Regions from separate parts of the Mus musculus genome. Here region 1 is linked to region 2. Evidence: chromatin contacts called from ENCODE Hi-C or POLR2A ChIA-PET data. All regions are on one chromosome and are shown on one strand. The core of a region is the stretch at or near the end of the contact, and the rest is flanking DNA. Distances in the headings are between cores, read along the strand shown. Region 1 holds the start of Scrib (scribbled planar cell polarity). Region 2 holds the start of Iqank1 (IQ motif and ankyrin repeat containing 1).

Evidence for each region. Hi-C counts contacts between places; a loop is a spot of excess contacts on that map. ChIA-PET counts read pairs that join two places held with the same protein, here RNA polymerase II (POLR2A).
Region 1: a loop to region 2 is called in a map of CH12.LX, with 1.8 times the contacts of the local background. The contact joins the promoter of Scrib here to the promoter of Iqank1 in region 2. A Hi-C loop is called at or near these places in 2 of 37 maps with a recorded cell type or tissue (CH12.LX and T-helper 1 cell). POLR2A ChIA-PET finds 5 or more read pairs at or near these places in 3 of 5 experiments (Patski and embryonic stem cell).

The regions. Positions count from the first base shown.
Region 1 is chr15:76,068,272-76,072,507 of GRCm38, forward strand. It overlaps Scrib (scribbled planar cell polarity), which reads right to left and starts at 1,513. Exons shown (of 36, transcript NM_001310543.1): 1 at 958-1,513. The coding sequence starts at 1,116. It overlaps Puf60 (poly-U binding splicing factor 60), which reads right to left. Exons shown (of 12, transcript NM_028364.2): 6 at 4,136-4,236; 7 at 3,962-4,054; 8 at 3,469-3,682; 9 at 3,195-3,385; 10 at 2,911-3,046; 11 at 2,478-2,713; 12 at 1,911-2,356. The coding sequence ends at 2,057.
Region 2 is chr15:76,008,273-76,012,357 of GRCm38, forward strand. Iqank1 (IQ motif and ankyrin repeat containing 1) reads left to right here and starts at 1,597. Exons shown (of 14, transcript NM_001370920.1): 1 at 1,597-1,673; 2 at 3,064-3,152. The coding sequence starts at 3,068. It overlaps Fam83h (family with sequence similarity 83, member H), which reads right to left and starts at 1,226. Exons shown (of 5, transcript NM_001168253.1): 1 at 1,102-1,226.

The DNA of each region.
Region 1 (4,236 bases), core at 263-2,762, 60 kb after region 2:
CTCTTCAGGAACCCCAACAATGAACAGCAAGAGCTTAACAAAGAGAGAACAACAATAAAAACACCAGAGAGCACTGGGGTGGGTTGTGGGTGGTGCACATCTTTAGTACCCACAGAGGCAGGTGGATCTCTGAGTTCTAGGACAGCCAGAATGAATTCCAGGATAACCAGGGTTACGAAGGGGAAACCCTGTCTCAAGAAACAGAACAAAAAAAAAAAAGCAATAACAACAACAGGCACCAGAGAGAAACACAAGTGCAAAATGTCCAAGATTCACACACGGATACCATAAAGGTCTATGAAGAACACCCGCAACGCCACCAGCCGGCAAGAATATCAGACCACTGAGTCCCCTATCTCAGAAAAGTAAGTCCTACATAACCTGCCTCCTTTGGCCTTCCTTCTAGTGTGGCCTCAGAACAACAACAACAAAAAAAACCCCAAACAAACCCGACAGGAAGGAACACAGACAGTGAAAGGTGGGCTCTCCGCTGAGCGATGACAGAATAGATCTGACACTGCAAGTATCTTAGGAGAGTCCCACTCAGCACTGCAAACCTCTCCTCCCAAAACGAAGGCAGAACACAGTGCAAGAAAACCAACTTCCTACCCTTAAAGTAGCCCAACTAGCTTTAACAGTTGCTAACCCGGGTCGGTCTCGCACCCTGGACCCATCCTCCTCCTGTGCTCTCATGGGCTTCTCTGTTGGCTCCCCTTTTAGGTTCAGTATCTACTTAGTCCCCAGACAGGTTGCCACCAGGTGCCAACACCGGCGGCTGGAGGAGGGTGGGGCTGGCTGGGGCGGGGCTCTGACCAGTAGGAACCTGCAGGGCCGGCTGGAGGTTGCGGTGCCCAGCTCGGGCAGCGCCTGCTGAGATCTCGCTCCAGCCGGCTGCCCCAGAAGTCATACACCACCCCGAGAACTGAGCGCGGGGCAGCAGGTGCGGCGGCCGCTCACCTTAGGTAGCTCGCGCAGCTGGTTGGCGTCGAGGAGCAGCTCCTCGAGGCTACGACTGTAGCGGTAAATCTCCTCTGGCACAACCTGCAGCGAGCAGTGCCGCTTATCCACCGACTCCACGTGCCGGTTACAACGCCAGAGCGGGATGCACTTCAGCATGATGCGGGCGGGCAGTGAGCGCGGGCTCGGGAGGCGCTCGGCGGGCTCGGGCCGGGGGGCGGGGCTCGGCCCGCATGAGCGCCGAGCGCGGGCGGAGCGGCGCGCGCGGGGGTGGGGCGGGCAGCCGGGTCCCGGACTGTGGCCGGGGTCGGCGCTCGGCTCGGCCCGCGTTCAATACGAGCTGTAGGCTCCGACGGCGGCACACAGCTGGCAGCACGGCCTGACCCGGCAGCGCTTTCTTAGGCGCTGGGGGCGCGGCGGCGGCTCCGCATCCCGCCCGGCCTGCTCACCTAGCAGCTCATCCGCCCGCAGCACCGCAGCCGGAACCGCCGCCGCTGCCCGCGACAACCGCCCAGCCGCGCAGCCCGCCGGGAAGCCTAGGCCCGCCCTCTCTGCTCAAAACTACAGCTCCCAAAGGGCCACGCGGCGTGGCGTCTCCGACGACCCGTAGCGGTCTCGCGCGGGGCATGTCGGGATTTCCGGCCTCGCTCTGGCGTAACCCATACTAGCAGGTGTAACAACTCAGATGCCCGCCCGCCCACAAAATGCTCTCTTGGTCCTGGATCCTACAGATCTCAGGGCCAGACAGCTCTCAGAGCTATCCACGTGAGCAAGGCTGCAAGCCAGCACTCCCCACAAAGGAAGATAAAGCAAGGCCTGTCCACCCCGGTCCCTCCTGTTCACCCCTGCACAGCAGGCTGAACGCCCTCCTTGTCCCTGGTGCCTTGGAACCCTGATAAGACATTCCACACACAACCAGCTTGGGTCACAGGACCAATTTCAGACACAGGGACTTCAGGGCCAGTGGTATCTGCATCTTTATGTACACTACAGGGTGGGTTGGGCAGAGTGCCTGGTCCCAGGGACACACCACGGTTAACACTTTACAAAACCCAAAGGAAGGAAGGGGCAAGTGCAAGTCCAGGAAATGAGGCCAAAGTCACGCGGAGAGGTCGCTGTTATCAAAACGCTCCTGGTCATACACTTCAGCCACCACCTTGCGACCACCAAACCAGCGCCCATTGAGGGCCTGGATGGCCTTGTGAGTCTCTGAGGCCATGGAGAATTCCACAAAAATCTTGACGATGATTTCTGCATCTTCCTCTTCGCCCTGTTTTTCTTGATAGATAATGACCCGGTTCACAGCACCAAATTTGCCACACTCCTCTGTCACCTCTCCCTCCAGGTCGTCATCGATGTCCTTGGGGTCCACCATGTTTCGGAGAACCATCACTGTAGACTGTAGGAAAGACAATTGACTGCTGTGACTGTGGGAAAGACACCTGAATGCTGCGACCTATCACCCACTACTTCACATTCATACCGCCGAGAGCGGGCCTGGCACGAGCCCACCTACTTACCTCCTGTTTTCTGAGTAGCTTTTGCATGACCATGTGGCGAGCACTGCTGCCCGAGATGCTCATGTGCTCCTGCTCACTCAACATCTCTGGCCGTTCTGACTCAGGAAACAGCTCCTCCTCTTCCTTCTCCTTCTTGGGCTCCAACAGACCCAACGTTGGCGGGCTGGCGAGAATGGGGTTCACTACTCCCACAGAGGGGATGGTGACCGGAATAGGAGGGCGGGCTGGTGTCACACCTGCAGCAAAACCAACCGAGTTTAATAGCCACACATACACTCTCCTGTTTGGGAAAGAGTAAAGAGATGGTTGGCGATAGCCAGCCTGTCCTGGATTCAAGGGATTACACCGAAGTAAGTATGGGTTGGGAAGCTGAAGACAGACCCTAGAGGAGAGGGGAAAGGAATGGAAGAGAACCTGATCAACTCAGACTCACCTGTGATGACTCCAGGGGCCTGGGCAGCCATGACAGCCTGGGGTAGGGCCCCTAAGGGCTGGGCCAGTGTCAGTGCTGGGGACACTAGTCCTGGTGTGGCTAAAGTACCCAGCACTGCTGCTCCAGCCACTGCTTCCTGCAACCAAAAGACAAGCAGAGTCAGTTTCTAGTCTGTTCTCACAGTCAGTTCTTTGTTCCCACCCAAACCATCTAAGAGCCAGTTCCCAAAGGCTGAGTGGGTCTGTCCACCCACTGTCCACACTCATCACTGCACCAGCTCTCACCTGAGCTGTAATCTTGGCCGTGGCTGCAGCTGCGGCCACAGCAGCAGCAGGCGGGAGACCTCCAGGCGTGGCAGGTGTTAGCAGGGGCATGGGGGGTGTGACGGCCTTGCCCACCCTCAAGTACTGGCCACCCAGATCAAAGAGGTTCATGGAGGACACAGCATCCTGGGACGACTGGGCCTTCTCATATTCTGCAGGGCAGGATGAGCAGTGAGAAAAGCCAGCCCCAGTAAGAGGCGGGCTCCCTCTTCTCCTTGGCCCTTCCCAAACTCACCGATAAAACCATAGCCCTTGTGCTTGCCAGTTGTGGGGTCCCGGGCCAGCGTACAAGACTTGATCTTGCCAAAGGCTTCAAATACACTCTTGATGTCATCATCAGACAGGTCTTGATGTACAGAGGCCACATATATTCGGTTGAAAGCCCTAGCTTCCTCAGCCAGCTGATCTATGATGGGTTGGGCTTGTCCAATGTTGCTGGGTCTTCCCACCTGAAGAAGGTCAAGAAGAAACATCAGCCTAGGCCTGTGGTGACTGCTTGTATGTATGTAACTTCACGGAACAATTATTCTAGGTCCAAGACCAAACTTTTTTTCTTTTTTTGGTTTTTCAAGACAGGGTTTCTCTGTCTAGCCCTGGCTGTCCTGGAACTCACTTGTAGACCAGGCTGGCCTCAAACTCAGAAATCCGCCTGCCTCTGCCTCCCAAGTGCTGAGATTAAAGGCGTGTGCCACCACTGCCCGGCTAAGACCAAACTTTCTTGTCCTTACCTTGATGTTCCTGCCCCCAAGCATCACAGAGTTCATCTGCTCCAAAGCGAGCTGCGCAGCTTCTGGGACCTCGTACTCCACGAAGGCAAAGCCCTGAATACAGGAAGGTGTTAGAAGGCAAGGAAAGCAGACAGAGGGCAAGCTAGAGCCCCAGGGTAGCTCTCATCTGCTTACCTTATGCTTCATGGTAACGGAGTCCCAGGACATATCAATGCTCTTGATGGGGCCAAAGGGAGCAAAGGCCTGGCGAATAGTGTCTTCTCCCAGCTCATAGT
Region 2 (4,085 bases), core at 347-2,846:
GCCAGCTCTCCTAGGCAGCATTCCCACACTACCTGGGGATCCTAGCATGCTCACGCTGAGGGGACACTTCCTTGTATAAGACTGAGAACTGATACTGTCTAGCCAGTGGTGAGAACCCTCAGAGACACATGGGTTGGGAAGTGGCCTTAGTCCTGAGCGGCCACTGTGGTACCTGACCTCACAGAAGTCACACACGACCTTAAATGCCCTTACAATCATTCACTGGTACACATCGCCCCTTGACGATAGACGGGGCGGTGACCACTCCTATCAGCGATGAATCCAACAGCCTGCTCACTGACATCTGCCTATCCAAGTGGGGCCCTGCTTAAGGAAGGAGCCTATCCCACCCAAACCAGTGACTCAGCAGGAATTTTTTGTTCCTGACCTCCTACCTGAAGCTAGCCCCAGGCCCTTCACCACAAGTAGGGCAAGAAAATGACCCTTTCCTCTCCTGTCTGGCAGGAGGTAGTAGTGTTCCTGGGTCTGGAAGGGGGATCCATGGTTGAGGACCTTAGGCTACTACACAAAGAGGATGACAGGATGATTGTGATCAAGAAGGATTGGGGTTGTGGGGGACAAGAAGAACCTAGGAAGACCGGAAGTCGATGAATTATACAGCTTTCAGGTTAGGCACTGCAAGGCCCAAAGGTGTTACTGTACCCCAGGAAGTTAGCGGCTACCCAGGCCAGGTATCTTATCTGCCGATCCAGTCCAGGGATATGAGATCAGGAGTTAGGAGAGTCCAGTTTTCCCTGCCTTCCACACAAGGACCCAGCCCTAGACACCCCGGTTCATGGCGGCTCGGGGAGAGGCTCCGGGAAAGGTACAGGTCATGTCCTGACAATACCTAGGCCGCCAGAGCGAATCGCACTGTTCAGTCTCCTACTTGCCAGCGTGACCCTGGAAAATCCCTCACCCAGTGCCCCGGAGCGCAGTCTCCCTGTCTCCCACCCAGTCCCAAAGCACGCGCTCACTGCACCGCCCGGCCCAGGTCCAGAGACCAGACCCAGGTGGCACCGCGCGGAGGCCCGAGCCTCCCGTCCCGTGTGCCTCGCCCCGCCGTGCTGTGCCCGGCCCGCTCCGGGGCGGGAGCCCTACCTGGCCAGGTGAGCGGGGTTTCGGCACAGGGGCAGCAGGAGCCCACCGCCGCCCAGCGGCCTCGCGGTCCCGTCCGTCCGACAGCCACTCCCCGCCGCGGCCCGCCCGCCCGTTCGGCCTGATTCACGCGCCCGCCCCCGCCCCGCCCGCGCTCTGCCTCCTGCCTGTCCGGGCAGCACCTGGGCGGGGCGGCCCCACCCCGACGCGCCCGCATTCCTGCGCCCTCCGCGCCCCGGACCCCGGCCGCGATCCCGGGTTCCCAGTGTGGCTTCACTGGCGCCCCCAGCCCACACCCCAACCCCGACCCCTGAGCGCTCTGGTGGAGCCCCAGAGCTGCGCTCCGGACCCTGGCCAGCGCCGCTCCGGATTTCTAGAGCCTCGTCTTTCCGGACACTGAAGCCCCTTGAACCTATTTGAAAACCGATCGCTCAAAGCCCCTACTGCCGACCCCTGACCCTCGCCCCGGAAGTTGGGGTAACTCGGAAGTTCCGGCTTAGTCGCTAGGAAACTGGCCAGCTCGACGCGAGGGGCGGAGCTTCTGGCCTCTGTGTTGCGAGAGGCAGGTGAGGCAGGTGAGGTCTCAGACGGGGGGGGGGGGGGGGGGTGTTTGGGTACCCATCTCACTCAAGTGACCGCCCTACCGTTCGCAGACACACCTCTAGTTTCCCCAGTCCACTCCCCGCAGGCTCATCTTCGCGCATGAGACCGACAGCATAGGAACTCCACGGACCTCCCCACTCATTTGCCCAACCATAAAGGTTCCTGCGCACTCACCCGTACCCATGGGACCCCTCAGGCACAAGGGAATCTGGAGTGATCCGCCAGCAGAAGCCCCTCTGCCACACAGAATCCCGCAAACCAATCGTACCCCCCAAGTCCCCATCTCACATGAGGATCACTCTCTAAACTGCTCCAACAGTGTCGGTCCTGGCACCCACTGATCCTTTCCTGTGCAAACCAACTGAAGACACAAAGGTCCCGTCTTAATACATGCACATTAAAAGAGGCTGCACCCAAGATGCTGCAAGTACTGGATCCTCTACAGACAGGGAACCTCATGGTTGTATCGACCCCAACACATCACCCGTACACCTAAGGACTTAGTTCCTCCTAGAGCCCTAATCTACCCAGCCCTCCCTCCAACCCACTCCTCTACGCATGCCGTGCCCTGAACTCAGTCACATGTCCAAGCCAGCTTCCTACCTACCACTTCTCCTGTCCTAGATTCTCAGTGTCTGCCACCTGCCTGAACATTGTCCGTAAGACAGCTTACTTTCAGTCACTTTCTGGTCCTACTTTTAGGATAACATTTCATTAACTCCATCCCCAAATGCACTCTGGAGCCCTGCGGCCCCAGCCTAGTGGGTACATAAGTGTATGGAGTCAGCGATTGCACTACCCGCTTTCCTATTCATTGGCCCTGTGAGGGGTTCTAGGGCACTGGAAGACCCTACTAAAACAGGAGCGGAAAGTTCTTCCAAGAGGAGTGAATGGGGGGCCTGCCTTGTATACTAGGGAGAAGGGCATTGCTTCCAGAACCAGACAGCAGAGATTCCCAAGGCCAAGAAGGAAGAGGGTTTGCGGGTGGGGAGGGGCTGTGTTCAGCAGACCCACGTTGGCAGTAGTTGAAAGCAAGTCCGCAGAGCTCAGGCTGTTGAGCTTCTAGCCCAGCGATTTAGAGGATGGTGTTAGAACACAGAAGGACAGGCAGATCCAGAATTGTAGAGGACGGGGGTACCAGCATAAAGGGACACATCCTCTTGCTAGGTATCCTTCCTCGAGCTACTGGGCACATCCTTAGACCACCAGGGGCGGGCAGGTGGACCAAGAAGCTGGCTGGGGGACATGCTGGAGGTCTATGCTCCTGCTGCATGTTCATCCAGGGCCGGGGCAGTATTCCCACTGCCTTGTTCGCTGCCCTCCTGAATGTACCATCCCTGGACTTTTCCTTCCCACCCCCAGGAGAATGAGCACTAAGAAGGGGGGGCCCAAAGCTGCATCAGGGAAGGGGCAGGCGCTCCTCCCTGGGTCCAAGCTTCGAGCTACTGCTGGTGAGTGCCCCCTCTGACCTCCAGGGCACTACCCCAACACTGACCACGAGACCACTAGGCACACAGAAACCCTTTCTCTCCAAGTGGTTTCCAAGAGATCTTTCAGTTGGGCGTGGAATGATAGATTTGTGACTCAAAGCTCAGATGTCCACTGCACCCCGAACTTCTAGAGCTGGAGAAGGGGTGTGGGTACAGTGCTCAGGAGGGTACAGTGTTAGGGTAAGGAGGAGATTGGAGGGGCAGATAGCTTAAAAAAAATATCGAAGCAGGTCGTTGGTGACGCACACTGCCACCAGCACTCAGGAGGCAGAGGCAGGCGGATCTCTGAGTCTGAGGCCAGCCTGGTCTACAGAGTGAGTTCCAGGACAGCCAGGGTTACACAGAGAAACCCTGTCTGGAAACGACAACAACAGCAACAAAGCAATATTGAGAAAAAGCAGGCCTTGATTCTGAGTTGGGAATCTTCATGCTAAGTGGTTGTCTATTCACCATCCCACAGTCCTGCCTTCCCCTTCAGACTGTTTGTCTGTAAGCACCTCCAGGAAGGATGAAGGGTTACAGCCAGCCTGGGCTGGCTCCTGCAGAGCATCAGAAAAAGGTCTCCCTCGCCCCTGTGCCTACCCTCCTGCAGCCTTTATCGCCCCTCTGCTCTGAGTCCCATTCATTCTGCCACAGCTGTGAACATCTTCCCAGACTGTCTCTTGCACCGAGCTTGCCTGGAGTCTGTACCCGCTGTCAGGGGACCCACCCCAGACCCACACGCAGCCCCACATCTTAGATTCCCTGGGGCTGACAGGCAGTGGTGACTCCACACTACGCTGAGGTGAGATCCTAGTTGCCCAAAATAGCCCCAGCTGCGTCTGAGGCCAGTCTTCCTCCTGGAATGAGGATAATGGGTACCAGCATTGCGTTCTGCCTCTGTGATCTCAAGCC